Linked DNA regions of Homo sapiens: all the other regions are linked to region 2. Evidence: chromatin loops called from intact Hi-C (ENCODE). Cell type or tissue: OCI-LY7. All regions are shown on one strand. Links, peaks and the distances in the headings refer to the core of each region. The heading gives the core; the rest is flanking DNA. Region 1 holds the start of RCOR1 (REST corepressor 1). Region 2 overlaps LOC105370680 (a long non-coding RNA gene). Region 3 has its middle 5.1 kb from the start of AMN. Region 4 overlaps TRAF3 (TNF receptor associated factor 3).

Region 1 (5,636 bases), core at 581-5,580, 66 kb after region 2:
TCTGTTACCCAGGCTGCAATGGGGGGCGATATTGGCTCACTGCAACCTCTGCCTCCCAGGTTCAAGTGATGCTCCTGCCTCAGCCTCCAGGTAGCTGAGATTACAGGCACCCACCACCGCGCCTGGCTAATCTTTTTTTTTTTTTTTTTTTTTGAGACGGAGTCTCACTCTGTTGCCAGGCTAGAGTGCTGTGGCGTGATCTCCGCTCACTGCAACTTCCGACTACCTGGTTCAAGAGATTATCCTGCCTCAGCCACCCCATAGCTGGGATTACAGGAATGCACCACCATACCCAGCTAATTTTTGTATTGTTAGTAGAGATGGGGTTCACCATGTTGGCCAGGATGGCCTTGATCTTCTGACCTCGTGATCTGCCCGCTTTGGCCTCCCAAAGTGCTGGGATTACAGGCGTAAGCCACCGCATCCAGCCACAGCTAATCTTTTTTTTGTTTGTTTTTTTGAGACGGAGTTTTTGCTCGTTGCCCAGGCTGGAGTGCAATGGCGCAATCTCTGCTCACTGCAACCTCCGCCTCCTGTATTCATGTGATTCTCCTGCCTCAGCCTCCCGAGTAGCTGGGATTACAGGAGCCTGCCACCATCTGCAGCAAAATTTTTATCTGTAGGAGAGACGCGGTTTCTCCATGTTGGTTAGGCTGGTCTCGAACTCCCGACCTCAGGTGATCCATCCGCTTCAGCCTCCCAAAGTGCTGGGATTACAGGCGTAAGCCACCATGCTCACCCACACAAGTTTTAATTTTTATGAATTCCAATTTTTCTCTTTTGTTCCTTATCCTTTTGGCATCGTAATCAAGAAGACTTTGCCTACCTCATGGTCACAGAGATTTAGGTTTTCATCTGACAGTTTTATAGTTTTACAATTAGGTCTTACAATTAGGTCTACGATTTACTTGCTTAGTTATTAACATATTAAGTAACAAGTTCTAGCAGTGGGTCTAATAACTTCTGTGATTTTGGAGACGAGTATACGTGCTATTTTGAGGCTGGGCGCGGTGGCTCATGCCTGTAATCCCAGCACTTTGGGAGGCCAAGGTGGGCGGATCACGACGTCAGGAGTTCGACACCAGTCTGGCCAACATGGTGAAACCCCATCTCTACTAAAAACACAAAAATTAGCTGGGCGTGGTGGTGGGTGCCTGTGATCCCAGCTACTCAGAGCCTGAGGGAGGAAAATAGTTGGAACCCGGGAGGTTGCACTGAGCTGAGATCATGCCACTGCACTCCAGCCTGGGCGACAGAACAAGACTCTGTCTCAAAAAATAAAATAAAAATAAAATAAATAAATAAATGCTATTTTGAGATATTTCCAGTGACTGCAATGTGTTGAGATGGAATATCACCTACATTCATAAGTGAAGAAAATGCTGGATTTTGGTTAAAGGTTGATTTTTTTTTTGAGACAGGGGTCTTGCTGGAGGCCTCAAAGTACCTGGGATTATAAGTGAGTGCCACCGCACTTGGTGTTAAAGGTTAATTTAAATAAAGATGTATTTACCAGCTCTGGTTCATGGTCTCCAGAATTCTATCCATGGATTCCAGGTTCAGAACTCTTAGGATGGCTAAAATTCCAGCCTGAAGTCTCAGTTTTCCAATAGTCCTTTGGGGGCTTGAAACCTCCCAGGAATGGCTTTAGGGTGTTTTCCTGACACTTCCCAGCCCTGGCCCATACCCTGCCCTCTGCCTGGCTCCATTCTTGGGAAAGGAATTCCTTGCCAAACAGAATTTTCTAACAAGCCCAAATATAGTAATAATAATAATTAGCAGCAGGAAGAACTATAAACACTGGGGTAGGAAAGCCTGTACCCGTCTCTCCTTTTCCTGATCCCTTCCCTTCATTCCTGAACTGAAGGAGACGGAGCCCCTTTGGGCTTTGATGACTCCATCACTGGGGTATGTTCATTTGATGGTTGATTTTGCTGTACCAGGTACTTCCTTTCCCATTTTCTAATCATTTTATAACACATGCTGACTCTTTTCCCTTCCCTTTTTCTGGGAAAATACAATGAATACAAAATTATAAACACTGTATGTTTAGCATCAGACCAAGCATGTTGCAGACACCCTTGCCCCTGGCCGTCCCAGAATCCCTGGGGCAACTCTGGCCTTGGTTAAGAGGCTCCATAGCTCCTGGCTTAGCTGTGCCCCGGCTCCTCCCCTCATATCATGCCTGATCCTAGGAAGATATTTCACTTCTGGGTGCCTCAGCTTTCTCATCTATAAGGGTGGGGTATGAGATGGTCATGGTCATAGTTTTTGTTTTTTTTTAGGGTGGGGGGACGAGATGGTCATAGGGTCACAGTTTTTTTTTTTGTTTTTGTTTTATACAGACGGGATCTCGCTATGTCACCGGGCGCCATGGCTCAAGCCTGTAATCCCAGCACTTTGGAAGTCCGAGGCGGGCGGATCACGAGGCCAGGAGTTCAAGACCAGCCTGGCCAATATGGTGAAACCCCGTCTCTACTAAAAATACAAAAATTAGCCGGGTGTAGTGGCGGGTGCCTGTAATCTTAGCTACTCGGGAGGCTGAGGCAGAGGTTGCAGTGAGCCCAGATCGTGCCACTGGACTCCAGCCTGGGCGACAGAGTGAGACTCTGGATAAAAAAAAAATTAATGAAAGGAAAAAGGCAAGGAGGAATCCCAACGATGACAGGTTGAAAGCTGCAGAGGAGACTGATGGGGAGTGACCTGTGAGGTAGCAGGACCAGGTGAACTGGAATCCCCAGGTCCAGATAAGTGAGGGTTTCCAGGAGGAGGAGTGGTCGACTCAGCTGCTGCTGAGAAGCTCAGCGAGACCAAGAAGTGACCCCCGGATTGGGCAGCGGAGAGGTTGTAGGTTACCTTAGCAGCAGTTAAGGGGTGGGGACACAGCCCTGCTGGATGGGGTGATGAGAGGCTGGGACGGGAAGGGGTGGAGGAGGTGAGTGTAGGGAAGTCTACAGAAATGTCTGAAGGGAGGGAGAAATGGCCAGAGGCAGGAGAGGGTTTGGGGGCAGGAGTCGGTCCAGAGTGAGGCTGATGGCACAGAAAAGCCTCGAGGGGAGGGCAGCGGGATGGGGTCCTAGGCCTGAGGAGGACGTGAGTACCCGACAGGGAAGTTTGTCTGTTTGGGTACTGGGAGAGGAGAAAGATCCTGAAGGCTTTCGTTTTTCTCTGAAGAATGAGGTAAGGCCACGGGCTAGGAGCCCAGGCAGAAGGGGCTGTGGGAGGTGTAAGGAGAGGGGAGCAGGCATGAGGTCTCACTTTCAGAGTGGGAGTCTCACCGAAAAACATGATAGGGCTGCCGGCTTTGTGGATGCGTTAGAAGTGTGGGATCACAAATTCCCAATCCCAGGGCTGTGTGTGGAGCCCTCTCCCCAAGCGATGGGAAGGCGAGTGTCCTTAACGTTGGGGTTCCCTATGCTGGAAGGATGGACTCTATTACAGTCCATCAGGCCAGGAGGTAGGTACTGTTTCCTGTATTTTACGGTTGGTAAATCTGAGAGCTTCAGGCCAATACAGTATCGGTGTAGCATTAGGGTCAGACAAAATAGAACAGGGCCCGGCACATATTAAGTGTTAATATTCGTTGGAAAAAAAAAAAAAAGAATGCTTGTCAAGTCCACTGCTGCGCCCCTACTGGTAGCCCAGCCTGGCCTCAGCCTTGGGGGCTGGTGGGTGGAGAGGGCGGCCTTGTGTGCTCTGCTATCCCTATTGCCTTAATGACCCAGTATCACCTTTGTGCCCTTGTAGGTTGATCCTTCTAGTCTCGTGGCAGAACTTTGTAGACACCAAGCGAGCGGGGCAGCGTGTTCTGGACCTCATTCCTCACACAGGGCTCACCTCCGGATGAGTCAGAGGCCTTAGCCGGTGGCCCAGCCCCGGGAATGCCACCCCGGTTCTGTACCCTGCCCAGGCCAGCTGACAGGGTGTATTGGGGCACACACCTGCAGCATCCAGGGCACTCCAAGGAGAGGGACGTACTTTTGAGGAGAGTCTAAAAGTCTAAGTCCCCCACCTGAACTTGGTGGGGGAAGGGCTTCTATACCAGGAGGGCTCCCAGCCCTGTTTCTTAAAGGCCATTTAGGCAGAAGTGAACGTGGTCTCTTCAATAAAGTTAATAATGGTTCATGCTGCAGAAAATGTTCAAGACAAAACCCTGCTTATTTACTCAGGCTTTAAAACCATAAAACTCCCAAATTCTCCCTGTAGCTATTTATATCCAGAGCTAGTCCCCAAATTAAGCTCAGGTTTGAAGTAACTTAAAAGAAAAATAGCCTTCCCTGCTTTAAAAAGATTTTCCGTATAGACCTCCACTGGTCTAATTACGAAGGGCGCGTAGTTTCAGGGTTGGCTGGGGGTAGGGCACCGGGACCTCCAAGGCAGTTACACTCCTCAGCCTCCTAACAGCTGTACGGCTGCCCGGTGGTCCCTCTCCAAGGCAGCGGCTCTCAGGCTAGCCTCAGCCTACCCCACCCGCCCGCACCCCGTGTTCTCCCTCGTGGGGGTGCCGGGGGGAGTAGGGAGGCGGGGCGGGCGGCAGGTCCGGAAAAGTGGCTGCCCTCGCCCCGAAAGAAGTTGACCCTCCTCCCGTGCCGAGAGCTTGGGATGAAAATAGCTTCTTCCTCTTTACCCTTCCTGGACCCCCGCCCCAGGACGACTGGGCCCCTTCATTCATCTTTCAGCGGCCACCCAGGCGGCTTGGGCGTCCCCACGCCGGGACTCTGTGCCCCGGGGACCCACGGGGACCCTCCCTTGGGCCTCTGAAGCCGCGGCGCACCCCGCACCCAAGCCACCCCGGGGGCCCCGGCCTCCCCCACCCAATTAGCGGGCAGCACCGCAGACCCGAGTCCCCACGCAGCTCGCGCCAGGGGAGGCGGCCGCCTGGGAAGCCCGTCCCCCGCGCCGCGGCCCCCGCCCCCGCCAGCCCCGCGTCCCCTGGGAAAGGCGGGGGCGCAGCGAGTTTCCCCCAATTAGTTTCCTCTTTGTATGGAGTCTTAGCGCGCCCGTACTCCTCCGCGCAGCGGAAAGTAGTCCCGGCCGGGCGCTCCGCGGCTTCCCAGCGCCAGACACATTTTACTTTGAGAAGTCGACGGGACTCTCAGCGGGGTCCTTCAGATGGGGGGCCAGAGGCTGCGGGAGGCGTGCGCGGGCAGCAAGGGCAGGGGCCGCGGCCAAGGGTAGGGGGCGGGGAGGGCCGCGAACTCCTCGCCGCTGCCTGGAGAGATGGATCATGGGGCGTAGGGAGATGGCAAACCTCAAACCACGTACGGCGGGCGATACGCGTCAACCGAACCTCGCCAACGGAAGCCCGGAGCCGCCCCTCCCCGCTCCCCCGCCCCGCCGCCCCGGACGGACGGGCGCGCGGAGCCAACCCCGCTGCCGCTGGCTGTCCAAATCCCACCAGAGCCAATGGGAGCGCGAGGGGGGGCGGAGCCATCTCGCGTCAGTTGGGCTGCGCGCCCCCCTCCCCCGGCGCCCCTGCAGGCCCCGCCCCTGCCTCCTCCCCTCTCCGCTCGCTGCTCCCGGAGTAGTTGGTGCCAGTGAAGTGAGGGCGGCGATGAGAGCGAAAGTTGCGCTCGGCTCGTCGCTGGGGGCTTGAAGCGGCTCCGCGCTCTGCCCGTTTGGGCCTCCCCCGACTC
Region 2 (5,636 bases), core at 394-5,393:
TCACCATGTTAGCCAGGATGGTCTCGATCTCCTGACTTCGTGATCCGCCTGCCTCGGCCTCCCAAAGTGCTGGGATTACAGGCGTGAGCCACCACGCCCGGCCCAAACTCATATCTTTAAAAGCTTTCTTTCTTTCTTTCTTTCTTTTTTTTTTTTTTTTTTTTGAGATGGAGTCTCACTCTGTTGCCTGGTCTGGAGTGCAGTGGTGCGATCTCGGCTCACTGCAACCTCTGCCTGCCAGGTTTAAGCTATTCTCCAGCCTCAGCCTCCTGAGTAGCTGGGATTACAGGCGTTCACCACTGCATCCAGCTAATTTTTCTATTTTTAGTAAAGACGGGATTTCACCATGTTGGCCAGGCTGATCTCGAACCCCTGACCTCAGGTGATCCACCTGCCTCAGCCTCCCAAAGTGCTGGGATGGATTACAGGCATGAGCCACTGCACTCAGCCTTTTTTTTTTTTTTCTTTTTTTTTTTTTGAGACGGAGTCTCGCTCTGTCACCCAGGCTGGAGTGCAGTGGTGTGATCTTGGCTCACCGCAACCTCCACCTCCCAGGTTCAAGCCATTCTTCTGCCTCAGCCTCCCAAGTAGCTGGTACTACAGGTGTGCGCCACCACGCCTGGCTTTTTTGTTTATTTTTGTTTTTATTTTTTGAGATGGAGTCTCCCTCTGTCACCCAGGTTGGAGTGCAGTGGCGTGATCTCGGTTCACTGCAAGCTCCACCTCCCAGGTTCACGCCATTCTCCTGCCTCAGCCTCAGGTGTCCACCACCATGCCCGGGTAATTTTTTGTATTTTTAGTAGAGACAGGGTTTCACCGTGTTAGCCAGGATGGTCTTGATCTCCTGACCTCATGATCTGCCCATCTTGGCCTCCCAAAGTGCTGGGATTACAGGCGTGAGCCACTGCGCCCAGCCCTTTTTTTTTTTTTTAAGTGGAGACGGGGTTTCACCATATTGGCCAGGCTGGACTCAAACTCCTGACCTCGTGATTCGCCCACCTCGGCCTCCCAACGTTCTGGGATTACAGGTGTGAGCCACCATGCCCAGCTGCATTTTATTTCTTTAGTCAACATCCATAGCAGCATTATTCATAATACCCTCAAAATGGAAAGGCATATCCATTAACTGGTGAATAGATGTATAAAGTGTGGGATTTCCATACAATGGAAATTATTCAGCAATAATTATTCTCGCCATCTGCCCAGGCTTGTCTCAAGTGACCCACCTGCCTCAGCCTCCCAAAGTGCTGGGATTACAGGTGTGAGCCACCACTCATGGCCTACATCAATAAAACTCTTAGAGAAGGCCAGGTGTGGGTGGCTCACACCTGGAATCCCAGCACTTTGGGAGGTTAAGACAGGAGGATCACTTGAGCCCAAGAGTTCCAGGCCAGCCTGAGAAACATGGCAAAACCTCTTCTCTACAAAAATTTTAAAAATTAGCCAGGCATAGTGGCACGTGCCTGTGGTCCCAGCTACTCGGAAGGCTGAGGTGGGAGGACCGCTTGAGCCCAGGAGTTTGAGGCTTCAGTGAGCTGTGATCACACCACTGCACTCCAGCCTGGGTGACAGAGGGAGACTCTATCTCAAAAACAGAAAAAAAGGGCCAGGCGTTGTGATTCACGCCTGTAATCCTAGCACTTTGGGAGGCTGAAGCTGGTGGATCACGTGAGGTCAGGAGTTTGAGACCAGCCTGGACAACATGGTGAAACCCCGTCTCTACTAAAAAGTACCAAAAAATTAGCTGGGTGTGGTGGTGGGTGCCTGTAATCCCAACTACTCGAGAGGCTGAGGCAGAATTGCCTGAGCCCAGGAGGCAGTGAGCCACTTCCCTCCAGCATAGGTGAAAGAGTGAAACTCTGTCAAAAAAAAAGAAAAAGAAAAGAAAAGAAAGGAAGGAAGGGTTCGCAGAGGTTGCAGTGAGCCACTTCACTCCAGCCTGGGTGAAAGAGTGAAACTCTGTCAAAAAGAAAGGAAAGAGGAGGGGAAGGGAGAAGGAGGAAGGAAGAGAGAAAGAAAAAAAGAGCCAGAGCTTGAGCTAAGCCTTCAGATGGGCTGTGGCAGGAAGGAAGGAAGGAGGGAGAAAGAAAAAAAGAGCCAGAGCTTGGGCTAAGCCTTCAGATGGGCTGTGGCTGGAAGGAAGGAAGGAAGGAAAGGAGAAAGAAAAAAAGAGACGGGAGGGAGGGAGGGAGGAAGGAAGGAAGGAAGGAAGGAAGGAAGGAAGGAAGGAAGAAAGAAAGAGAAAAAAAGAGCCAGAGCTTGCGTTAAGCCTTCAGATGGGCTGTGGCTCAGCTGAGACCCGGTCAATGCTGGAGGCAGCCCTGAACCTTCCCGGTTTCAGCCCCCAAACCCTTGGGGCCTGTGTGTGGTCCCAGGGCCCCGGATACGCGAGCCTGGATGTGTGGCGCCGAGTTGTTTACAGAAAACTCTCCGTGAGGGAACGAGGCCTATTTTCAATGATAAATGCCCCAAATCACAAGTAGTTCAACCCCCAAGTCTGAATTCTCCCAAACTGGAGAAATCGGCTTATTTCCAATAACAAGCTCCAGGCTCAGGGGAGGCCAGCCCAGCCGCGCAGGTGAAGCTGCAATTAGTGCAGGGCAATTAGGGACGCTCCCCGTTCGGGTGGGGCCTGGCCCACGGCGGCGCTTCGGGAGGGAAAGGCAGAGAGGGTGTGCGCCAGCCCCAGCCGCCCACGAACCGCTGGGAGCAGACCCCTCTCTCTGGCCTGGAGGGGACACGGTGCCACTGACTTGAGCCTGGAACCAAAGGGCGGGGTACCCATGCACCCCTGTGCTGAGAGATTCGCTGAGAGCCGCGCAGAGGGCCCCAGAGTCCAAACAGGACACCCAGGATTGAGGCGAGGTTAGGAAACGCACAGTACCTGAGGTCCTCACTTTCAGGGCTCCCTGAGTGATGAAAGGGGGGCTGGGAGAAGGCAGAGGCTGCCCGGGAGAGAAGAGCAGCTTTGGGGGGTTCTGGGTCCCCGCACCCCACCCCGCACTAACCAACTCCCCCAGCCCCAGATAGAAGGGGAGCTGGGCAGGTTCTGGGGGGTCAGCCCCAGGCAGGACCGCTCCCCAACACCCTTCCCTTGGTTACCCTCAGGTATGGAGTCCAGAGTGGAGTCAGCCATGCTCAGACCTTGACCCCCTTTTTTTAAATTTAATTTTTAGTAGAGATAGGGGGTCTCACTATGTTGCCCAGGCTAGCCTCAAACTCCCAATCTCAAGCGATCCTCCCCCCTTGGCTTCCAAAGTGCTGAGATTACGGATCTGAGCCTCCACGCCTGCCCTGAGCCTCGCCCTGCGGCTGCCTGGGCTCCTCCCCGCCTCCGCCCCGGACCACCAGGGGGCGCTGTGAAGCCTGAGACTGGCCGGGCTTCACCTTGGACCCGCCAGGAGTCCCTGCAGGAGTTGGGAGCCCCGCCAGCCACAGCTACTTCCCCGACCCTCCCGGCTTCCCACCGCTGATTGGACCAGGCATGGGCATCTGACTGAGGGGAGCCTATCCATAGGCTGGCCAGTGATCTATCAGGGCTGGCCTAGTGAGAACACGGCCAATCAGATGCTTTCCTGGAACCCGGGGCCAAAGCTGCCCCAGGGGAGTGTGGTAGCCGCAGGCAGAAGGGCTAGCCCGGAGACAGGAGGGGGAGGTCCGAGGAGGGGATCCCGGCGAGGGAGACGCGGGGCGAGTGGCCTGGGCTCCTCCTTGGCTTGACCCAGCTTAGACTTTCTCAAACCGAAGTCATTCTCGCTGGCTCCTGGCGACTCTCATCCTGTCCGCTGTCACCCTTTCGTGATTGACCTGAAATCACTTCGTCACTGCAGCCGCACCCTAAGCATTCATCTCATATCTGTGATGTTTGCTGTGCTCCTTATGTTTGCTCTAATATGGGTTAAACCAAATTCAACACCATCAAAATAATGTTCTTCCATTTGCACACCCACTTTCACAGTAGCAGCGTTCCCAACAGCCAAAAGGTGGGAGCAGCCCACGGGTCCACGGACGGGTGAAGGGGTGAGCAAACAGTCTATACGGACAGTGGAGAGCTCTTTAACCGCAGAAAGAAGGAAATTCTGCATATGCTGCAACATGGATGAAAGGTGAACCCTGACATTATGCGGAGTGCAATAAGCTAGTCACAAAAAGACAAATACTGTAGGATTCCACTTACATTCTGTGTCCAGAGTAGTCAAATTCAGAGAGACAGGAAGTAGAATAGTGGTTGCCAGGGGCTGGGAGGAGCCGTGAATGGGGAGGTATTGTTTAATGGGTATGGAGTTTCGGCTTAGATTGAACTGTACGCTTTTTTTTTCCTTCCTTCCTTCCTTCCTTCCTTCCTTCCTTCCTTCCTTCCTTCCTTCCTCCCTCCCTGCCTCCTTTCTTCTTTCCTTCCTTCTTTCTTTTCCTTCCTTCCTTCCTCTTTTTCTCTTTCCCTCTTTCCCTCCTTTTTCTCTTTCTCTTTCCTTCCTTTCTTTCTTTTTCTTTCTTTCTTCCTTTCTTTCTCTTTCTTTTTCTTTCTCTTTCATTCGTTTGTTCCCTCCCTTTCCTTCCTTCCTTTCTTTCTCTTTCTTTATTTTTCTTTTCTTTCTTTCCATTCCTCCCTTCCTCCTTCTTTCCCCTGACCATGGCAAAGACGTGAACTGTACACTTAAGCATGGTTTAAACGGTAAGTGTTATGTGATGTGCGTTTTACCACCATGTTTGAAAAAGGTTCTTCTGTGCACCCCAGAACCCATCCTGCGTGGGGATCCACAGAGCGCCCAGCCCAGCCTCTGCATGGCATGACCAAGAGCATTTGCTCACCGGGGGGCTCACCGTGGCCTGAGCTAGGGCAAAAGTACCAAGCCAGGATGGCCCTACCCAGCCAGAGCCGGAGACTGAGGGGTCAAACTGGGGTACTTTCCTCGTCTGCAAGGAGAACTCATAGCAGTCCTCTTTAAGGTTCTTTTTTTTTTTTTTTTTGAGACCATGACTCACTCTGTCACCCAGCCTGGAGTGTAGTAGCGCCATCTCAGCTCACTGCAACCTCTGCCTCCCGGGTTCAAGCGATTCTCCTGCCTCTGCCTCAGCCTCTTGAGTAGCTGGGACTATAGGCATGCACCACCATGCCCAGCTAATTTTAGTATTTTTGGTAGATACTGGGATTCACCATGTTGGTCAGGCTGGTCTTGAACTCCTGACCTCAGGTGATCTGCCCGCCTTGGCTTCCCAAAGTGCTGGGATTACAGGCATGAGCCAACGCGCCCGGCCCCTCTTTAAGGCTCTCAAGGGCCCTGTCTGCCAAGGAAGAAAATGCCATCCCAACCCCCAGCCCCACCCCCACTTCCATACACACGTTGGCCTTAGTGGGGACTAAAAGCAGAGAGGAAATGGAGGCTTAGAGAGGTCGAGTGACATGCCCAAGGTCACACAGCCACAACCGGAAGCCAGCAATTCCAATGGCAAAATCCATACTCTCTCTAAAACTTTGCTTCTGAACTACAAGAATGAGAGCCTGGCGAGTGCAGGCTAGGTTGAGGAGAAGCCACCGGACAGACACAGAACACCTTCCGGCGCACCAGCCTTCCGTGGCCATTTGGAGTGGGAGGTGCAAAATTGAGCAAATGCATAAAACCTAACTTTTGCATCAC
Region 3 (5,636 bases), core at 356-5,355, 390 kb after region 2:
GATGCTGGCGTCCACCCGAGAGGCCACATGGAAAGCACTCGACATGGACAGGACATCGCCCACAGGAAAAACCCCTGCAAGGGACCTTGGACCTTGGGGAAGGCGGCTGTGCCCTCCCGGGCTGGGCCTTGCACCCTGGCCTGCAGCCATTCGGCTCGGAGGACTCCCGGCACCCACAGGCACTTGGCTCCCGCCACTTCCCTGGCCCCTGTGGCACTTGGGGCTCCACAGCTCTCCGACTCCCTGCTGAGGGTTGAGCCGTTTGCAAGCATGTGTCCCCATGTGTGCTTGAGGGCCGGGGGCACCTGTGCATATGGTCAAGGGCCTTCTGTGCACACATGGCACCTGCAGTGTGGTCCCAGCCGTTCCTCAGCACCCGTGGGCCCAGCTCCATCTCGGGCGGCCTGCTTGGCGCAGCTCTCGCTGGTCACCTCGTGCCGGGTGACTGCTCTCCATCAGCTGTGCCCGGGCTCCACATACATAGCCCGGGTCACATCCACTCACGTCCTGGTCCAGCCAGCCTTGCGGGGACTCTGCCCAAGGAGGGACAGTAAGGGTTTTTGAGTACCAAGTCAGTGACCCTGACTGCCAGCAGCGGCTCCTCTTGACCCGGAGGCCGGTGAACACCTGACAACATTTCCCTCCATACAGCGCAGGGGCAGGGGCAGATTAACCCTCCGTGCGGAAGGAGGAGTGGAGGTGGAGGCGGGACAGTGGCTGGCCCCTGGTCCAAGTCTTGCAGAGCCCTCCCCATCTGGGGTGGGGTTGAAGCAAGTCACTCAGGGGCAGCTTCCTAGCTGGTGCTCCCGAGACCCTCAGCTCCCCAACACCCTGATGTCCTCCTCCTTCCTCCCATTGTCCATGGATGGAGAAGGGACCAACGGTTCCTCCGGGGCTGAGCTCTCGTCTCCTGGTGCTCCTGCTTCCCTACCCCCCAACCCCCAGGCCAGGGCTGCAGCCTGAAGGGGCACTGGGTCCCTGCGCCCTGTGAGATGGGCGCTGCCACCCTTGCTCTGCAGGTGACGAATGGAGGCGAAGTGAATTGCAGTGTCATATGGCATTTGAGTCCTAGACAGCGCCCAGGACTGGTCCGACCACCGCTAGATGCCACCAGGGGGGCTCTGCCTGTCCCCCACCCCAGCAGACAGCAGGCCCAGCCCCATCCAAGCTAGGTGGAGACCCCTGGTCCATACCCTCCTGGGCTTCCCTCTGAGTTGTATCCAACCCACCCAGCAACAGCTGCTCTCAGCAAGCCTCCTGGCCTCACCTGCACTCTCTTCCCTCCTCTCCTGCCTCTTGCCTTCCTTTTTTTGTGAGACAGATCTTGCTCTCTCGCCCAGGCTGGAGTGCTGTGGCGCAAGCTCAGCTCCCTGCAACCTCTGCCTCCTGGGTTCCAACAAATCTCCTGCCTCAGCCTCCCAAGTAGCTGGGATTACAGGCACCCATCACCACGCCCAGCTAATTTTTATATTTTTAGTAGAGATGGGGTTTCACCATGTTGGCCACGCTGATCTCGAACTCCTGACCTCAGGTGATCTGCCTGCCTTGGCCTCCCAAAGTGCTGGGATTACAGGTGTGAGCCACTGTGCCCAGCCACCTTCCTTTAAAAACAAAAACAAAAAACCCCAAAAACCTGAGGTCTTGCTCTGAGGCCCAGGCTGGGGTAATCGCAGTTCACTGCAGCTTCAACCTCCTGGGCTCAAGCAATTCTTCCTCAGCCTCTGCGGCGCCGGGACCACAGGCATGAGCCACTGCACCGGGTGTTCTTGGCTCCCTCGAAGCATCCCTCATGTTCCCGTCTCAAGGCCTTGGCGGGCTCTTTCCCTGTCTTGCTGATGTCCCAGGCCCACCCCACCTTTTCCCTGGCCCTGCCATGTGCAGGAGGCAGGGCTGTCACTCTTGCTGCCTCCACACCTCAGGGGAGGCTGTGAGCCAGCGTGGCCAGTCAGAGCACAGCAACCTCAGGCTACAGGAACTGGTGCAGAGTTGGAGACAGGAACCAATCAGAGACCTCACTGAGACCCTCCTGCCATGGCCTGGTCAAGGAGGTGGTGAGTCTCACTCTCCCAAGACACCTTCCCTGCCACGTGGAGAAGGCCGTGCACACGGAAACCAACACAGGAGGGCCGCCAGCCATAGCGGAGACAGACACAGGGACCAAGAGACTGAGACAGCCTCTAGATGCTGAAGCCTGCGCTGAAGCAGTTGGGCCGTGAGAGGTTCTTCTTACTGGAGGAAACTCCGGGGCTTTGCATTTCTCCACGTCCCTGCTGAGGTTCTGAGCCATTTGCAAGTTTGTGCCCTCATGTGTGCCTGAGGGCCGGGGGCACCTGTGCATATGCTCAAGGGCTTTCTGTGCACACATGGCACCTGCAGTGCGGTCGCAGCCATTCCTCAGCTCACATCTTTGCATGTGAGTGGTTCTGGTACCGCTTGTCTGCCCAGCGCCCTGGTGCCTATCTGCTGCCTCATGTGAGCTCGCTGGGCCACCCTCTGACTGCTGGACCCACCTCCAGAGGCCACTCAGGGCAAGAGAGATGGATCCCAATACCCCACCCAGCCAGCCCCAGCCCCCTATGGTCTGCCACCTTCAATTCAACCTCCTCACTGTGGCTGCAGCTGTGATCTCATCCTTCCTGTCTCATTTTAATGCCACCTTTTTCAGGAAGCCTCCCCTGACCAGGAAGCCAAGTGGCCTCACTACCCTCTCCACACAGCACAATCTAGGAATGGCCTGCCCAGGTGGAGCAGCAGTAGTCAAAGAGGCTCCATTGCTGCCCCAAGTCCTGGCCGTCCAGCACTCTGGACTCCCCTGAGGCCCCACCATCAGGAGAGGGAGCCCCAGCCTCTGGGCCCTTTCAGTCCTGGCTGTGGCCCTGAGCACCAGGGGTGAAGTTTGCTGAGCCTCACCTGGCCCTCTGCATTTATGGTGGCGGTGGGGATGGGGGGCAGAGCCAGACACTCAGGGGTGAAGCCCAACGCAGCCCTGTCAGTCAAACTGCCTCCTTCCCACTGAGAAGCAAGACAAGGGGCAAAACAGTTGTGACCCCCAAGTATCCTGTTTGTTCCTGGTTGAGGACATGTGAGTCCAGCAAGGGGCAGCCAAACTCCAGGACCGTGAGGACCCACCCTCCCCGTCCTAGGCTGGGCCAGCACCACAGAGCCACTGAGCGCAGGGACCTCTGCTCAAGGCGATCCCTCCAAGGTAAGGGGCAATGCTGGTGGCATCAGAGATGTCGAGGCAAGGCGCCCACCCGGGACACAAAAAGAGGCAGAGCTCCCCCCAGTGGCGGCTCCTTCCTCCCCGGATGCAGCATATCACTCATGAAAGAAGCAAATACCAGGCCAAGCAAAGGGGTGCTCATGGCAGAGTCTGCAGATGAGGGGTGGGGGTGCAGGAAACAGCAGGATGGCCTGGAGGGTGGAAGGCCCTGGAAGTCTCCAAGACTGAGTAGTTTCCCTTTCACCTTCAGTCCTCTGCCTACATACCCACCTCCACCATCCTTCCTGCACCCTTCCCTAGTCACTCATCCACCATCCTGCCATTGGAACCCAGTGTAACCATCCACCATTCTCCCCCTTCCATCAGCTACAACCAGTGTCTCCCCAATCCACAAGGCACACCATCCATCTCTCCACCAGTAATCCCCTAATGACCAATTCACCACCCTCCCAGAAACTCATCTCCCCATCATCAAATCATCCAAACATCATGCACAATCCATTTGCTGTTCATCTTTCTACCTCTCTGCTTCCCAACACCCACAAATCCATCCTCCATTCACTCACCACCCAGCCATTCCAACGTGCATGATGCAGATCCAAGCATGCACTGCAGACCCATTCCCCCAACCCCCATCAATCATCCATCCATCACCTAGCGCACATTCATTCACAATTTATCCACCATGCTCTGTCCACCCACCCATTGATTTATATCCAGTAACTCCTGTACTCTTATCCATCTACCTACTGTCTCTCTACTTACTACTATCCATTCACACATCATCTAAAATTCATTCACCATTATTCATCCACCATCAATCCATCCCTCCACCATTTGGTCTTGTCCACCATCCATCTACATCCAAAATCCACAACTTTTTCTCACCCACCGTGCATTGCAACAACTATCCATACATACACATCTGTTCAACAGCTACGATTTCTCTTTCACCCATCAACCATCCACTATGCAACCATGATTCATTTTGCCACCGTCCGCCCTTTCCCTCGTTCTCCTTTATTCAACTACCATCTACCATCCATCAACCATCCTTCCATAATCACTCTTCTATCCATCCATCCACCAATAACATTCACCATCTGTGAGCTGCCATCCATACACTTACCCATTCACCATCCACAATCAACTATCTACTCTTTTTTTTTTTTTTTTTTTTTTTTTTTTTAATAGAGTCTCACTCTGTCGCCCAGGCTGGAGTGGAGTGGCACAATCTCGGCTCACTGCAACCTCTGCCTCCCAGGTTGAAGCAATTCGGCCCCAGCCTCCCAAGTAGTTGGGATTACAAATGTGCACCATCACATTTGGCTCATTTTTGTATTTTTAGTAGAGACAAGGTTTCACCATGTTGTCCATGCTGGTCTTGAACTCCTGACCTCAAGTGATACTCCATCCTCAGCCTCCCAAAATGCTGGGGTTACAGGCGTGAGCCACCGCGCCCAGCCAACTATCTGCTTTCATCTACCATCCGTCATCTGTCTGTTGATCAACTGTCCTTCTACAAAATACTATATCAACCCACCACCCATCATCCACCATTCATAACGCACCACCCATCTATCCCCATTCACCATCCACCATCACCTTCCATCTACCTACCATCCACCATCCACCATTCATAACACACCACCCATCATCCCCATTCACCATCCACCATCACCTTCCATCCATCTACCATCCATCATCCACCACCCATCTATCCCCATTCACCATCCACCATCACCTTCCATCCATCCACCATCCATCATCCACCATCCATCTATCCCCATTCACCATCCACCATCACCTTCCATCCATCCACCATCCATCATCCAACATCCATCTATCCCCATTCACCATCCACCATCACCTTCCATCCATCCACCATCCATCATCCAACATCCATCTATCCCCATTCACCATCCACCATCACCTTCCATCCATCTCCCATCCATCATCCACCATCCATCTATCCCCATTCACCATCCACCATCACCTTCCATCCATCTACCATCCATCATCCACCATCCATCCCCATTCACCATCCACCATCACCTTCCATCCATCCACCATCCATCATCCAACATCCATCTATCCCCATTCACCATCCACCATCACCTTCCATCCATCCACCATCCATCATCCACCATTCATAACGCACCACCCATCTATCCCAATTCACCATCCACCATCACCTTCCATCCATCTACCACTCATTCATTCACCATTCATTTATCCACCGTCCATTCATGCATACATCCACCATCCATCTATCCACCATTCATCCATCCACCATCCACTCCCACTATCCATCCATCCACCATCTATCCATCCACACATTCACCATCCACCCATCCACAACCTACCATCCATTCATCCACCATTCACTCATCCACCATCCATTCTCCACCAT
Region 4 (5,000 bases), core at 1-5,000, 380 kb after region 2:
TGCCAAGGGCAGAGAAGTGAGGATGGAGTGGTGACGGCAGCGGTCAGTGTCCCTTGACCTGTGACGAGTAGAAGGTGATGGCGCACCTGCCTCTTCCCCACAGGAGGCTGGGCGTGGCGGAGAGCAGGTTGTGTTTAGGGAAGGGACTCAGAGCAGGCTGCCCGCGCCTGATTCCCCTGAGTGCAGGGACACGGCTCTGCCTGAAACATGTGAAAACTCTTCTCCATGTGACCTGTTGAGCAGGCGTGGTCTACACAGAAGGTCCTTCCAACCGTGTGGTTTTTTGAAAGGGGAAATTCAGTGTTACCTTTGGGACCACTGTGGGGTTGGTGGTCTTTGGCCAGGAGGATTCTGCACTGTCCATCCTCAGGAAATGCTGATTGAAAGCCTTCTGATGCCCAGAGGTGCTGGCTGTGTGGGAGCTGCACGGGGCCAGGCCATCCCTCTGCTGCTGCAGGCCCCGCCTACCCTCTTGAGCAGCAGCCCAGCTCAGCCGTGTTCCCCACTGTTTCATCCTCAGAGCCCTTCCTGTTGCCCCAGGAAGGGTTTATCGTAAAATCTTACTGTGGCCCAGAAAACCTCTGTGCCTGGCCACCGGTCACCTTCCCAGCTTCGCCCCACTCCCTGCGCTAAAGTGGACCCGCTCATTGTTCCTTGACAAGCTCCATGCTGCTGCACAGATGTCTTTTTCTCCTGCTTCCCTTCCTGGCCAGCTCCAGGCACTCCTCCAGCCATGTTTGTGGACCAGCTAGGTGATGAGGGCACACGTCACTTGGGGTCTTCTTCTTTCTTCCTTGTCTGATTCTCCAGTAGACCCTAAAGCCCTGGTGATGGCGGGAGTCGAAGCACAGAGGGCCCGATGGCCTGGCTGTGGCAGTGGGGGTGCAGGCAGGGGGTCAAGGAGTGGAATTCAAGAGTGTCTTTGCTTTTTTGCCTGTCCGGGGAACGATGAGTTCTTAATATTTTACTTCTTAAATATCCTGTTTTTCTTTATTAAGAAGACAGCCAGGCCGGATGCAGTGGCTCACATCTGTAATCCCAGCACTTTGGGAGGCCGAGGCGGGCGGATCATGAGGTCAGGAGATCGAGACCATCCTGGCTAACACGGTGAAACCCCGTCTCTACTAAAAATACAAAAAATTAGCCAGGTGCGGTGGTGGGCGCCTGTAGTCCCAGCTACTCGGGAGGCTGAGGCAGGAGAATGGTGTGAACCCGGGAGGCGGAACTTGCAGTGAGCCGAGATAGCGCCGCTGCAGTCAGGCGTGGGAGAAAGAGCAAGACTCCGTCTCGGAAAAAAAAAAAAAAAAAAAAAAAGACAGCCTAGGCCGGTAGGCCGGACACGGTGGCTCACACCCATATTCCCAGCACTTTGGAAGGCCGAGGCGGGTGGATCACGAGGTCAGGAGTTCAAGACCAGCCTGGCCAAGATGGCGAAACCCCGTCTCTACTAAAAATAGAAAAATTAGCTGGGCGCAGTGGCAGGCATCTGTAATCCCAGCTACTCGGGAGGCTGAGGCAGAAGAATCACTTGAACCCAGGCGGCAGAGGTTGCAGTGAGCAAAGATTGCGCCATTGCACTCGAGACTGGGTGACAGAGCAAGACTGTCTCAAAGAAAAAAAAGAAGATAGCATAGGTGCGAGCATGACCCAGGCTTCTGGTGTCAGTGGACTAGATGAACTGGTGGTTCTTACAGTCAGGGGGTCCACAGGGCACACGTAGAGGAGCACGCACTGGGACAGAAGGCAGGGACGTCCATCCACGCGGCCTTCACTCAGGCTGCCGGCACCACCGGGCTTCTCACAGCGCCGGGCTTGTGTGCCAGGGTCGCAGTGGCCTGAGAGTGAGGCATCACAGCAGGTGACACGGTTGCAGCCCTGGCATGCAAGTGTATAAGGCTCACGGGCTGATGCTCCCTGAAGGCAAACCTTCTGATTTGGATTGTTGATGTGGAGTGCAGTCTGTCTCTTCAGCTCTGTGTCGGAGTCTTTTTTCTGTACAATTCCATACCTGCACTTGAGATTTATTTTTTATAGAAACTGCAGTGACTGAGTGTAGACCGTTCTTCAAGGATGAAATCACGTTTGCTGCGTTTTAGAGAACACTTGATGTGACTCTGCGTTCTGCTTTGAAATGGTGCCATTGATACAGATGAAGTGCCTGTTTTAAAAATAGCCCGAGTTCCCTTGCTGCTCATGGAGACGCCTTTTATTTAGTCGTGCTGGTCTGTGCATGCGGTGCACGCATGTTGTGTGTTCCTGACTCGGGGGCCCCTGCTGTGTGGGGGAGTCCTTGCTGGAGACTCCCCGTTCTGTGCTTGAGGTCAGGCGTGCCCTTGCGTAGCACAATCGCGGGGAGGGGTGGCTCGGTGCCATCCCCCTCTTAACCTCGGGGGCCTGAGGCTCAGCGTGAGGCGCAGCTTGTCTTGGGCCACCCTGCCTGGGACTCATGCTTCATTTCGGGGTTTGCTAAGTTACAAAGGGCGTCTCTCAGACCTCTGTTGATCAGGTTTTCATTAACTTTCCCCTGCCACTCGCGAGCACCCCTGCCAGCTCAGTGTGCGTGTTAGAAGGTGGAGATGCGAGAGGCTTCCGGTGCTCACTAGAGGAGCCGTGTATTTGGATGTTCAGTGTCGTCAGTGGTATTGTCCCCCAGCAAATAGACTTGGTGAGCTAATTAAATATCCTTCTGAACATGTATGATTGTGTAAAATAAAGGGACAGTGACAGTGTCAGTTTAAAGGGACAGTGACAGTGGAAAGAGGTGTTCTTTAGAGAAATTATCCTTACTTTTTAGAGGTTAACTAATATCATGTTTCTTGGAAAGAACAGGAAGAATAACACTGCTTTTACGCCCAAAAAGCCACCCAGACCTGTCATGTTTGTGTCTTTGTGGTTAATAACAGCCAGCAAAGGTGCTGAAACCTAGATGTTTAAAAATAGACTTCCAAAAGGAGAAGTGAATTCAGGGGGCCCTGGGGCCCGCCCCTCGAGCACCCGGTGTGGCCCTCAGCTTGTGAGGTGGCTCAGTCATTCCACAGCTGCATTGAGCACTGAACTCTCCAGCCATCACAAGCTGCTTGAAAATGCACATCATTTTTTGAAGTGAAAACCCTTTAAGTCCCTGGCTTCATCTCACAGGTGGACACTCCAGCCCCTTAACACAGACTGGGCCACCAGGGCGGAGTACAGCTCCCACCCCTCCAGGTAGTGACAAATATGAGCAGCCTGTGTGTTTTGGGAAAGGGCTTTCTGAATTAGTTAAATGAAGTAGCATAAAGTCAGGCCTGGTTACTGGCAGCCTCGTGTGTTCGTGGCAGGGTTTCTGCGTTCCTGCCTCCCTCGCTGGGGCCTGGCAGCCTGAGTGTGGAGCTGGAGGGGGAAGACCCCTGCGTCTGCAGCATCGGCCCACTGGGTTTCACCTAGGGCCTGAGGACATGCCTTGGGGCCCTTTCCTGCCACCATCCAGGTGGGAGGGGTCTGAGGAGTGGGAGTCTTCTCCTGGGACCCTGGGGTCGTTCTGGGGAACCCCCTGCAGCCACAGAGACAGGACTGTGCTTCTGCCCCAGACCCAGCAGCAGGGTAGGAGGCCTTTAGACGTTCCAAGGGAAGATGAGGCCACATGGGCATGATTCTGGCATCCTAAACCTGAGACCCTGTGGCAGCCATGCAGGGCCACCTGTCCCGTGGGACCTGCACTTACAGGGGTGAGGCCTCTCTGGGAAGCAGGGACCCTCTGTATTATGGCCCCCGAGGTATACGAGGGCTGCAGAGGAGATGTCCATGGGAGCCTTGTGGCCCCGCACAGGTGCTGTGGCCTGGGAGAAGAGCTGGGAGGGACACATGGGAGTGTGAGGGTGAGGTCGGATCCTGGTATCTGAACAGGAGAGCTGGTGGGGTTGGCTGATGCCAGGGTGTGGGTGTGTGAGAAACAGGCGGGCAGGCGGCACCAGTGCCACTGTGAAACAGGGAAGCCTGCTGTGGGCAGCAGAAGCATGAGCTGCTGCCTGCCCCAGAGACAGTGGAGACCTCTCCCCTGGTCTTCTGAACACTTGCCACCTGTCACTTTGCTTTCCTGATGGCTCTCTGTTGACAAAGCAAGCTGACTTAGTGGAGCCTCCTGTTGTTTTCTTCCATGTGGCTTCATGTCACCTCGAGTGCTCCCTGCCGGCACAAGCACTTGATCCCAGGGAGCTCCCAGGAGGCCTGATGCAGAGCCCCACTCCTGGAGTCAGAGCCGCGGGTGGCAGGCCTCATACAGGGGCCTCTGACTGTTCTGCTCCTAGCCTGTCTGTATTTGATGGAAGGTGGTGCAGCATTTTCCGAGTCCTAACTGTGTTTTGCTTTTTAACACCTTTGGTTTGGAAGCGAGTGATAGACAGCCAAGCAGAGAAACTGAAGGAGCTTGACAAGGAGATCCGGCCCTTCCGGCAGAACTGGGAGGAAGCAGACAGCATGAAGAGCAGCGTGGAGTCCCTCCAGAACCGCGTGACCGAGCTGGAGAGCGTGGACAAGAGCGCGGGGCAAGTGGCTCGGAACACAGGTGAGGCAGGGGCCGGGGCCGGGCCAGCAGTGTGCATCTGGGCCCCGGGCGAGTGCTGGGGCGGGGTCCGTGGGATGAGGGCTATGTTAGGTACATGTGCCTTAGGACAGTTTTTTCTAATTATGGGTAACACGCAGAGGTGTGATGACTTTCCTACTGAAAGTCCCCCAGCAAAGACAAACGTTTCCCGCGCAGGCTTGTCCCCTCCGTGTGAGGCCCTACATGGTGTAGAAAGTAGGGGCAGCTGCAGCCACGGGAAGCTGCAAAGCCCTCCTGGGAGAGACTGGCCGCAGGGTGACCCACAGGACAGGCCCAAGCGCAGATGGCAGAGGCCAGGACCTGCTGGTCGGGGCGCCCCAGACCCCACTCCTAAGGGCCAGGGGGCAGCAGTCCCACCGCGCTCTGCCAGCATGTTTCTGATCCACAAGCAGATGTGGGCCTATGGCTTTGGGGACTGAAA

The links. Hi-C counts contacts between places; a loop is a spot of excess contacts. Peaks named below come from ENCODE experiments on the same cell type or tissue, not always from the same donor. Only the 100,000 strongest peaks of a DNase experiment are listed, where the experiment ranks them.
Region 1: it touches region 2 in a loop (9-fold over the local background); 73 of 110 quality-filtered maps call a loop at or near these places.
Region 3: it touches region 2 in a loop (7-fold over the local background); 25 of 110 quality-filtered maps call a loop at or near these places.
Region 4: a loop joins it to region 2, with 5 times the contacts of the local background. A loop is called at or near these places in 20 of 110 quality-filtered maps.

What each region holds. Positions count from the first base shown.
Region 1 is chr14:102,587,119-102,592,754 of GRCh38, forward strand. It overlaps RCOR1 (REST corepressor 1), which reads left to right and starts at 5,531. Exons shown (of 12, transcript NM_015156.4): 1 at 5,531-5,636. RefSeq lists enhancers at 3,803-3,852, 4,134-4,949 and a silencer at 4,528-5,636. In OCI-LY7, for the core only: CTCF peaks have their summits at 3,633 and 3,833; DNase peaks (open chromatin) are centred at 3,643, 4,423, 5,003, 5,383 and 1 weaker place; H3K4me3 peaks cover 1,870 bases; H3K27ac peaks cover 2,006 bases.
Region 2 is chr14:102,521,303-102,526,938 of GRCh38, forward strand. It overlaps LOC105370680 (a long non-coding RNA gene), which reads left to right. Exons shown (of 4, transcript XR_944239.2): 2 at 3,959-4,106. Among named protein-coding and RNA genes, the nearest start is that of ANKRD9, 14 kb to the left of the region's middle. RefSeq lists a silencer at 3,241-3,540. In OCI-LY7, for the core only: CTCF peaks have their summits at 3,340 (motif pointing right) and 3,544; DNase peaks (open chromatin) are centred at 3,469 and 4,219; H3K4me3 peaks cover 1,770 bases; H3K27ac peaks cover 1,130 bases.
Region 3 is chr14:102,914,765-102,920,400 of GRCh38, forward strand. No RefSeq gene overlaps it. Among named protein-coding and RNA genes, the nearest start is that of AMN, 5.1 kb to the right of the region's middle. RefSeq lists enhancers at 1-351, 1,946-2,085 and a silencer at 1-8. In OCI-LY7, for the core only: a CTCF peak has its summit at 3,287 (motif pointing left); a DNase peak (open chromatin) is centred at 3,277.
Region 4 is chr14:102,898,890-102,903,889 of GRCh38, forward strand. It overlaps TRAF3 (TNF receptor associated factor 3), which reads left to right. Exons shown (of 12, transcript NM_145725.3): 11 at 4,366-4,540. Among named protein-coding and RNA genes, the nearest start is that of AMN, 21 kb to the right of the region's middle. RefSeq lists enhancers at 1,295-1,796, 1,797-2,296, 2,615-3,044. In OCI-LY7, for the core only: no CTCF peak of the experiment used is centred there; DNase peaks (open chromatin) are centred at 2,592 and 2,982; H3K4me3 peaks cover 1,491 bases; H3K27ac peaks cover 1,420 bases.